Regions from separate parts of the Homo sapiens genome. Here region 1 is linked to region 2. A link is a loop called in an ENCODE intact Hi-C map of the cell type or tissue named here. Cell type or tissue: PC-3. All regions are shown on one strand. Links, peaks and the distances in the headings refer to the core of each region. The heading gives the core; the rest is flanking DNA.

Region 1 (5,387 bases), core at 293-5,292, 90 kb before region 2:
CCATCCAGCAAAATCATTGTCTATGGCCCGTAAATTGGTATATCATTGTGGTCTGGCTGTATCTCCTTCTAAGCAAAATGCACAACCAGGTGCATTGTCTAAAGTTTTGCCCACTGGGAGAATTTCCCTTCACCACTGTTTTTCAGGGATGTTTTAGAGAGGGCTTGTGGTGCTGTAGTTGTCCACTTTTGTGTGGTGCCTGAATCTCATACAGAACCACCTGTAAACCAGCCCTGAGTCTTCTATTTTCTGGTAAACTGGTTTGTAGAGAATTCCCTGTGAGGTCACAGGTGCATGCTGGAAGAGAGAAGGTAGAATAGCAGCAGTGGGGGCCATGGACATTCGGGCCATTTCATGTTACTTACTTATGCTTCCAGGGCCTGCTCAGGCCTCATGATGTTGTGTGCCACTTCTATGTGATGATGGAGTGTTGTGGTGCATTCCCAACTTTATGGCTTGATGGCTCAGCTGAAACCCAGTTCGTGATGGGTAGCTCAGGTCTTCTGGTAACTTGATGGCCCAAGGTCTAGCATTCAGTTTCCTTTAAGGCCAAGGGCTCTCTCTCTCAAAGGAGAGTAGTTATCTGCAGATGATGGCAGGGCCTTGCTCCAAAATCCTAAAAGCTTGATCCTTGATTCCCCTATGGGGGTTTGCCAAAGGCTCAAACAGCATCTCTATCTGCCACTGACATTTTAAGTACCATTAGATCTTCCAGATCACATAGTCCAAGTGTCAGAGGAGCTTGAATGGCAGCCTAAATCTCTTGCAGAGCCTTCTCTTATTCTGGGTCTCACTCAACACTACCAGCTTTTCGGGTTACTCAGTAAATGGGCTAGAGTAATAACATACCCAAATGAGAAATCTATTGCCTCCAAAATCCAAATAGGCCCAATAAATGTTGTGCCTTTTTCTCGGTTGTAGTAGGGGCCAGATGCAACAACTTATTCTTTACCTTAGAAGGGATATCTTGGCATGCTCCCTACCACTGGATGCCTAGATATTTCATTAAGGGAGAATGTCCCTGATTTTTAATTGGATTTATTTCCCACCTTCTGAGATGCGAATGTCTTACCAGTAAGTAGTCGTTACTTTTCCCTCACTAGGTCCAGTCAGTGTAATACCATCAATATAGTGGATCAGTGTGCTATCTTGTAGAAGGGAAAGGCAATCAAGATCCCTGTAAACTAAATTCTGATATAGGGCTGGAGAGTTGATATACCAGAATAACATTTACTTAGCATTTGCTATATGCTGAACACTGTGCTAGTTCATGGGACATACAGTTAAATAAAAATGTAATCAGTACTAAGGAACTTGTACTATAGCTGGGAGAGTTCAGACTCTCTTGTGTAGTTCAGGGAAATACTCAAGGCAAATATGCTTGGTGCTCTGGAATTTGTATCAAGTAAGTGTCATCCATTACCTTAAAGGAAGGGTGGCGAGGCAGGAGGATCACTTGAGCCCAGCAGTTTGAGACCAGCCTGGGCAACGCTGGGAGATCTTGTCTCTATAAAAAATTAGCCTGACATGGTGTCATGTGCCTGTGGTCCCAGCTACTTGGGAGGCTGAGGTAGGACAATTGCTAGACCAGGTATTTGAGCCTTCAGTGAGCTATGATTGTGCCAGTGCACACATTCTAGCATGGGTGACAGAGTATAACTCTGAAAAAAAAAAAAGAAAGAAAAGAAAGAAGGAAAAAAAGAAAAAAGAAAAAAGAAAGAAAGGAAGAAAGAGAGAGAGAAAGAAAGAAAGGGAAAAGAAAGGAAGGAAGGAAGGAAAGTAAAGGAAGGAAGGAAGAAAGAAAGAAAAGTAGCCATATAGTTTATCATCCAAATTGGAAGACTTTTGAGCTGGAACAGAGGCATTATTAATTGCTTCAGGTAAAGAGACTCAAATCAAGACTGTCCCAGGCAAACTTGGACCCAAGGTCTTTCTATTCTGAGGTCCACTTCAATAGTAGTTTTGAATACAGGTGGTGAGAAAGGAGAATAACATGTCACCAACTTTTCAATTTTTTGATGAATTATTATGTTTTACCTATCAAAATATGTATTGCCTGAAAATTAGGAATAACATAAAGTCAAAATAAAGGAATATTAATCACAGGAGCAAGATGTTTGTATGTTTAATAAGTAGATGATTTGCCATACGTTATGTGAATGTGCGTCCATGAGTGTTCTTATGAAGAATGTTCTGTTCTGAGTCCCTGTTTGAGGAGCATGATTAAGTGAAATTTGACCTGACGTCTTATACAAAGCATAGAGAAAGCTCCCCATGTCTTTCTTTCCTTGGATGGTTTTATTTTGACTCATCATGTTTTGCTTCTTGGAAAGTGTTTGTTATTCTTACTAAGTGACTTAAGGGTTTTTAGACATCACTCATATTTGGACCAATGAGGCAAAAGCATGTGAAGGATTTACAGCTTGCATGCAAGTTTCATGTGCTGGAGGTACAGTATGTATAGACCCTACCTTTGGAAAGAGACTATTTTCTGCTGGTGAAACAGGCCTGAGGCTTTTTGGTCATTGCAGTGAGAGTGTTAGTGACTAAATACAGATGCATTTTAGTGCACTGTAATGTGATTTTAAAAATTGTTCTAACAATCAATTTACTGTTGTCATCACATCTCCTCTGATTTTCAAGTGCAAATGTAACACCATTGTTCTTATTAACAATTACAAAAAAGTTTTACCCCTTAAGTTTCCATTATAAGGGATGCATTCCTGAAGTCATGGTTACATTAAAATTCTTACTACAAATGAAGCCAGCTAAAAATGTTTACCAACTTGAATTGAGCTCATCATGTTTTGTTTGCTGAATAGTGTTTTGTGATTTTACCAACATAAGAATGAGTCTCCAAACTATTTTTAAAAGTAGAGCTTTTACTCTAAAGAAGTGCTTGCCTCATTTTCTTCGTGCTACTCCAAACAAGATGTTGTTTATTACTTTGAAACACTATATGTAAACCCCAGGAATATGTTAAATATGATTGAAGTCTTGGCTGTCTTTAACAAATTGAAGTTTCCAGAAATTTAGCTGTGTTTAAAAACCAAAGCCATGTTTTCAGGAAAGATTTCTATTTCCAAATATGTGGTTGCCCAAACCTTTTATGTTTTCATGTCAAATTCAGCTGCCAAATAACACACACTGTACCTTAGCTATAATAAAAAAAAAACACAAACCAACACATAGACTTCAGATTTTAAAAAGCACTGCAAGAACAACTATGATCATATTTCTTGAACTTATGCTATTCATATGCATATAAGCATGTTTTAGAGTAAGTTCTGTGAGGCATCGGTCACTTCCACTGGTACAAATTGACATGCACAGCACAAGATTGGCACTATGCAACAGCCGATCTGGGAAAATACAGGAATTCCTAGCCAGACCAAAATATGAGGTCAAGGAAGTTGCTTTTATAATAATAGTGGTTATCTGTTTAATGTGTGATCTGGCAGTGATATGATGTTGACCATAGGCAATTATGCATATTTCTAAACTGGTTGTATGCAAGCCTGGAGTAAGAGAAATCCCCCAGTTTGTGATAAAAGGCTATTTATTGCCCTTTTATTTCCTTCAAATGCTTTACTTAATCATTTATAAAAGACAAATTAGTAGTGAATACCAATTTCATTTTGTGTTTTATTCTGTATTCATTCCTACACGTTTGGGATATCTATTAATATGAGCTCTTAATAGTTTTGGCACAAGTTCAATGTCAACGAATGAATGATGTACACATTTTATAGTCTTCTTAAGGGATAATAATGTGGTTCAGTGACAGTGTGTCTTGATTTCTTTGGGGGCAGGGCACTCTGATATGAGTCATAAGGGATAAAGACTATTAGTTATTTTTCCCTCAGCTAGCGCAGTGATGCAAAATTTTTCTTCCATTATAGAACATTTTCTTAGAATATCAGGTTTAGTGTATAGATTAATGCTTAAGAAACTGGCTGATCACATGGGACTATCTTTTGCTTTATCCTTTCAATGTGACTGAAAATTTATATTCCATATTTTCATATCAATGACAATGTGATGACACGGCAAAGGAGTTATACTGGCTTGTTGCACACATCAAATGTAATATTCTTTTCTTTGCAGAAAAAATATGTTTATTTTGAACAAGAGAAAAGAACTTGAGCATTTCAAGTATCAGGAAAGCTATCTGGGAGAGAATAGTGACTGGCTGCTATTTACCTACTCTGAGGGCAGAACAAAAAGCAATGGGATTGGGTTGTAGTAAAATAGGCTTAAATTAGTCTTGCAGAAGCACATAAATAAAACACTACAATGGGTCACAATAGTTGCCCTTTTTGTTCCCAGGGACTGGGTCTACTGTACTCACCAGGATTCAACAATGGTCCCTGGCACAGACAGGTGCTCAACCAATATTAAATGCATAAAGTGAGAGACTGGATTAGGGAGATGCTTATAGAGGCAAAGCATGAGATCCCAATGTAAGGTATAGATTTTAAGGATTAATGGTGCCATTGCTTTAGAAATTCAGTGTCATCCACAAGGAAATTAGAATTGTAAATATTGAAAAATCTCCATGGAATTTTAAATTATATGCATATGCCGTAATTACTCCCACAATTTTCCAAATTTTCCAGACATTTCACCATTAAAGTGGTACAGTAGAAAGGATGGGAGTCTATAGCATTGGAAGTGGTGGACTAGGAGAGTTCTGGCCCCAGCATAATTCACTACTGGTGGGGATCCAGGGCTACTAGCTGCAGTAGTTGCCTTTGAGAAGCCTCTAAAGACTGAATATGAGATGTTAAGAGCTATGCATTGTATCTATTCTGAAGACTATTTCCTCTGAGTGCTTTGTGTGTGTGTGTGTGTGTGTCTGTGTGTGTGTGTGTGTGTGTGTGTGTATGTGTGAATGAAAGGGAATGTGGTCAGTTACATATTATTCCTCTAATGTCCAACTGGACCTCGAAAGGACTTTATTTAAAAGATGTAAAAAAAAAAATTCCAAACAAGCAGCCAAATGTAGCTACCAGGCATTGAGGAGTTTGGAGGGCTTAGAGAAAGTATCACTTCCATCCGCATGTGGCCCACTTGACAGAAGACTAGCCAGCACCAGATTTCAACCAGAGAAGACAAGGCAGTATTTCACAGTGCCCACCGCTGGGTTGGGTTTTTGGTGGCTCAGTCTCCAGAGACTTTTGGACCAGGTCTCTGGTGAAAATGATATGTGGGGCTGATGTGGGTGGGGCCATGTCATCATTAAGAAGAAAAGCACTCCAGAGTTTATAGGTTTCATGGACTTAGGAAAATATTTAAGACCTGATTATAATTATATTGGTTGCAAATGACAAAAACTACAAAACTCAGATTAACAAATATAAACAAATGCAATGTTGTGTCAGCTT
Region 2 (5,387 bases), core at 130-5,129:
CACAATTGAGCCACGTAGGAGCTGAGGCCCAAAGAAGAAATGTCAGACTTGTGTCTCCCCTCTCTTTCAGGGAAATACAATCATTAAGGGGACTCATCTGCAATACTATCATTACTATTATTATTTAGTTAACATGTTAAATCAACAGAGCATGAGAATCTAATAATAGCTAACATCAACTGAAAACTTACTGTGTATAGTCAGTGTACCAGGGACATTACATTCATGGCTTTATTCAAATTTTAATCCCTACACTAATCCTGTGAGGGAGGTATTTTTATCCCCATTTTGCTGATGGGAAGCCTGACTCGTCTAAGCTCACAGACCTGGTAAGCTGGAGAATTGCTTTCCCAGTTCCAAATGACTCCACCGTGGGCACTGCCTTTCACTAAGCACATGGTCTTCCTGGCTTGCAATCTCAGGACCAGCCAAGCAGATCCTTCCTGTTAGTTAACTCTCAGGGTTCCTTAACCCTGTGGACTGCCCATTCTTCATCATCACAGCTTTCTCCTTAATCTCTGTCTCATACTTTCCCTCCTTCCTTTACTAAGGCTCCCTGAGGCTTACTTTCCTTCCTAAGACCCTGCTGGATCTCATCAGTATCTGTGGATCAGCTAGGGAATTTGCATAACTGTAAATAGGAAACTAATTCCTACCTCAGAAGCCATTTAGGACCATGTGACCTGTTTTAATGTAAACACAATAAATACATCTCTGTCAAAGTAAAAATTAGCTCTTTACCATTCAAAGTTGTCAGAGCAACTATTTAAAGAGTTTTAATATTTGCAAGTACTACCTAAAAGGCTCAATAAACATACTGCTTAGCTCAGGTCAGATATAATTTGACATTTTTATTAACATATACCCTTTAAAGGTTATTTACCACTTTTTTTGGGTTGTTTTCAATCCTCCTAAATGACTCTGGATAGTGCCCTATTTCTGTAGATGGCTAATGGGCATTTGCTCCTGTGCCTGCTTGGATAATGCAAATCTGAATTTTAGGGTTTTATCGATGGGATTTTCCCCACTCTTTGACTCTGGCCTGCTTTTGAATGTTAATTCTCTCTTTCTGGAAAATGTCTTGAGCCTTATGAGCAACCATTGTCTTCCAAGTCTCTCTCTTGGTGGAAAAGAACAGCCTGTGATATTACTTAATTCACTTCTTTCAAGATTACAGTATAAGACTCAAGGGAGTCAATGATGAAGAGCAAAATCAGAGCTTGGCCGGCAGTCTGGAGTGACTTCTGCATCTTCACTGGCTCCCTGGAAGAAGGCAGTAATGACAATTATATATGGGTGTCCATCTAATGAGATTTGGATTGGAAATTAATTCTTTTTTTTTCTTTTTTTGAGACAGGGTTTTGCTTTGTCACCCCAGCTGGAGTGCAGTGGCACGATCATAGCTCACTGCAGCCTTGAACTCCTGGGTTCAAGTGATCCTCCTGCCTCAGCCTCCTGAGTAGCTAGGACTACAGGCATGAGCCACCATGCCCAGCTAATTTTTTCATTTTTTGTAGAGAGACAGGGTTTCATTATGTTGCCTAGGTCTCGAACTCCTAGCCTCAAGTGATCTCCCTGCCTTGGCCTCTTAAAGCGCTGGGATTACAGGCGTAAACTATCATTCCCTACCCTGGAAATCGATTCTGAGACACTGTGTTAAATCAGATAGGCTAACTAATGTTGTACTAACAAAAAACATGAACATCTCCATGGTTAACCGAAACAGTATATTTTTAGTCATGCAAAGCTTCTGCTGGCCCAGGAATCTCTCCAGGGGTTCTCTGTGTGGGGATCCAGCATTCCAGTTGCTTCCGTCTCATGGCACTTTTCTCTCAGCATGGGGCTTCAGGGTTTGTCTGAGCAGAGCAGGAGCGCATTGAGGATTACATATTGGCTCTTAAGTACTTCCTCACGAAAGTGCCCCAATCCACTGGTCAGACTTAGTCATAGTCTCACCCAACTATGAAGGGGTCTAGGAAATATAGTTTTCTGTGTGTGTAGGAGGGGTTGGAAAACCAAGGTGGGCATTAGTAATGTCTATTACAGACACCTTTGGAAAGTGTTCCTTCCAGCCGTATGTTATTGGACATTCAGATGCCTGGGGTGCATGGTGTATGACTGGAGGTGGAGGAGTATGTAGGGAGAAATGTGAGGCATTTGTTCCATCTTGAAGACAATAACTAATGTCTTTATCTACAAGCCTAGATGATAAACTTCTAAAATGTTTCTTGTATGCCACCTTGGCACAGAGACAACTAAAGGAAAACAGACTAATCTTATAGGCCTGAGTAAATAAATACACTTTTACGAGATATTTTATAAGGTAGCCAAGGACTTTATATTAAGGGCTTAGTTAGATCTGGATACTACTACTAGGTACAAAATAGACAAGTGAAGATTTATATATATTGAAATTCTGCTTCATCCAAGGTTTGTTTTAGGAATTAAAAATTAAAATGGAGTTCAGGCAGCAATGATGAATCAGAAAGGGAATGTAGAAAGCTTGGACACATATGTGATGGATAAACTGTAAATCTGTGAGCCTTCTCTAAGAGACAGGAATGGAATCGTTCATTTAACAGTTTGTTATCCTAGGAGCAAGTTTGGTATCAGTTTCTCATTATGGGAATGGCGATCAGGCCCTACTGGCTTACAAACATCATATATGTGTGTATACAGTCTCACCTCTAAATTTTCAAGGTAGTAGAAAGTAATCTAATTATGTGGATAATTAAAAACAACCAAAGTGCAAGTTTAAAACTTGTACTTTTATGACTGCAAAGCAGGCTATCAAAATGACAGGGTGTCTGGATGGGATCGTAGCACGCACCCAGATTAAATGGGTGCATTAGTTGATTGTTTCTGGTATGAAGATAAGCAGAGAAAAGTATAATAATGCTGGCATTTAAGTGGACCTAATTAGGCTTCAAGTTTAACACTCCATTAAGATGAATGGGAAAGGGTCACCCCCATTCAAGCTGTGGCACTGTCTTAGTGTGTCTGGATATTGCCTCTGAAGACAACAGTCTGTCAGCGCACATTCTCACAGTCACCCCTGTAAAGCAGACTGGAAATTTAATTCTTTTAAAATTAAATCTCAGGTTCTGGAGGCCACAGTAAAATCCATGGGGAGATCTTAAATCCTCAAGTTCTGCAGCTGTATTAGTCAGAAACAACAACAATAATAAGAATAATACATTCCCACGTCCACAGGAACTTTCAAGTACAGACTTCAGTGTTTTTTGAATATGATCTGGTGAAACTAACAAACGCCAGTTTACCACTGAAGGTCCTTGTTCATAGAGGGTGAATGACTTGACTACAGTTACAGAGCATGTCACTGGGAAAGCCAGAAATAACATGGAGGGACTATTCAGTTTTTGTTGCAGTAGTCTGTCATCCCTCAGGGAAAGAGAGTAAAGAATAATGATCTCATCTACTAAACAGAGTGCACATGCATTTGAAAGAAAATCCAAGAATCAAAGGCAGCATGATATAGTAGACATGTTTGCAGAGAGATGACTGGGTAAATCCTGCCATCCTGCCATATGGAAATGTAGCTCAGTAGTGTGTGAGTGGGAAAAGAGTTTAGTTGTGGCAATGGCCAAGGTGCATGGATGTGGCCTTAAAGTTATGTGACTCTGGAACCACATTGACAGTCATCACCCAAAGAGCCACAGGGTCATCCTATGCCTTTTAGGATGAGATTCAGAAACTAGATGTCTGGAGATTGCATAAGGAGACATGTGGTGACTGCATATTGAGAAACCACAAACGGCTTGAAATGAGTGTTTGGATGATGGTTGTCATGATTTTCTGACTCTTTGGAAGGTAATATGGCTACATCTCCAATTGCAGTCTTGGGACTAGTAACTTCTCCAGTTGCCTATTTTTAAAATTAATAAGGTGAAATATGGTATGCTTATCAAAATCCTAGGTTTTGTGACTGTGTTATTCGGCAAGATTGCATAAAGAAAGTTTTGGTGTACAACTGGTGCCGACATAGACTCATTACGATGTCTTGTCCAACTCCTTCCTAAATAGCTCTACTTGTAAAATTATTACAACTTTTAGAACTCCTTGAGTGAGTCCAATTTTGATAAGATAATGCCAGTATTTTTCTTTATTAAAAATAGACCATGTATGAAATCACTGATCTTAGGATTTTGGAGTTAGATGGAAGAAAATGTAGTTCTTGGAGCCAACTTCCTACTAAGTGCTGGGATTCTTATTACAGATCCCTAACTCATGATATACCATAGCTTTTGGAGCATTTCTGATAATGGAGAGTTGAGAATGGGATATTCTTTCTCAGTATGGGTCATATTGGGTTGTTGGTTCTTTTCATTCTGTCTTGTAATATTCTATACCAATTGATATTAAATCTTGATTCTGAGCATGGAATGTCTATTCCTTCTGCTATTTGATAGCCTTTAGATATCTTAAGCAAGTGGTAATGCTAATCCCTTTGTTTTCTCTTTTTCATTCATTATAGGGCATACAGAAGTTTTCAGAAACTTCACTGCTTCAAAGGCTTCCCTCAGGCTTTAAAATTACATGAGAATTCAATTTAGCTTTACAAATGTCCTGTGTCATATCATTTTTATTTACTTATTCCCATTAATTGAGAACAAATAAGTTAGTATTTGGAATGTGTTCTTTTTCACCGTATATTTCACCTTTTAAATTATTTTTGTCTTAGGAAAAACTCAAATTAATTTGGGTTTATTCCAATTAATTTTAATATTTATTTATAGCTTGCTTTATTCTAGAATCAGTCATTGAATGCTACTTTCAATAATACACGGACAAGATAAAAAATATGGAAATGGCAAAGGGAAAAAAGAGGAAGAAAAGATTAAGCTGGGTAAAGTTCATTACATAAAATACATTTATGAGGTTATTACATAGTTATTTGTGGTAAGTCTCAAATTCAATTTGAACTTGCTAGCAGCCAACTCAAAGAGAGAAACAAGATCAGTTACATGTCTAATAGCATCTGAAACATTTTTAAAACCCAATTAATTGGAAGAAATTCAATAATTTTTAATCCTGAGTCCTGAGAGTATTTTTTTCCATAAGTTCTCATAGTGAGGACGCTGTATGACAAAATAAAGAATATCTTCAGTAATATTCTCTATTTAAAATTTTTTATTATTACTGGCTGGGTGTGGTGGCTCATGCCTGTTATCCCAGCACTTTGGGAGGCCAAGGCAGGCAGATCACTTGAGGTCAGTAGTTTAAGACCAGCTTGGCCAACATGGTGAAACCCCGTCTCTACTAAAAATATGAAAAAAAAAAATTAGTGGGTGGTGGTGGAAGCCTGTAATCCCAGCTACTCTGGGGGCTGAGGCACAAATCCCTTCAACCCGAGAGGCAGAGGTTGC

What was found. Peaks named below come from ENCODE experiments on the same cell type or tissue, not always from the same donor. Only the 100,000 strongest peaks of a DNase experiment are listed, where the experiment ranks them.
Region 1: a loop joins it to region 2, with 2.0 times the contacts of the local background. A loop is called at or near these places in 2 of 110 quality-filtered maps.

What each region holds. Positions count from the first base shown.
Region 1 is chr2:144,551,235-144,556,621 of GRCh38, forward strand. The region is part of intron 1 of LINC01412 (long intergenic non-protein coding RNA 1412); the gene reads left to right. Among named protein-coding and RNA genes, the nearest start is that of LINC02993, 29 kb to the left of the region's middle. In PC-3, for the core only: no CTCF peak of the experiment used is centred there; DNase peaks (open chromatin) are centred at 2,287 and 3,767; H3K27ac peaks cover 1,434 bases.
Region 2 is chr2:144,641,887-144,647,273 of GRCh38, forward strand. No RefSeq gene overlaps it. Among named protein-coding and RNA genes, the nearest start is that of TEX41, 23 kb to the right of the region's middle. In PC-3, for the core only: no CTCF peak of the experiment used is centred there; a DNase peak (open chromatin) is centred at 2,215.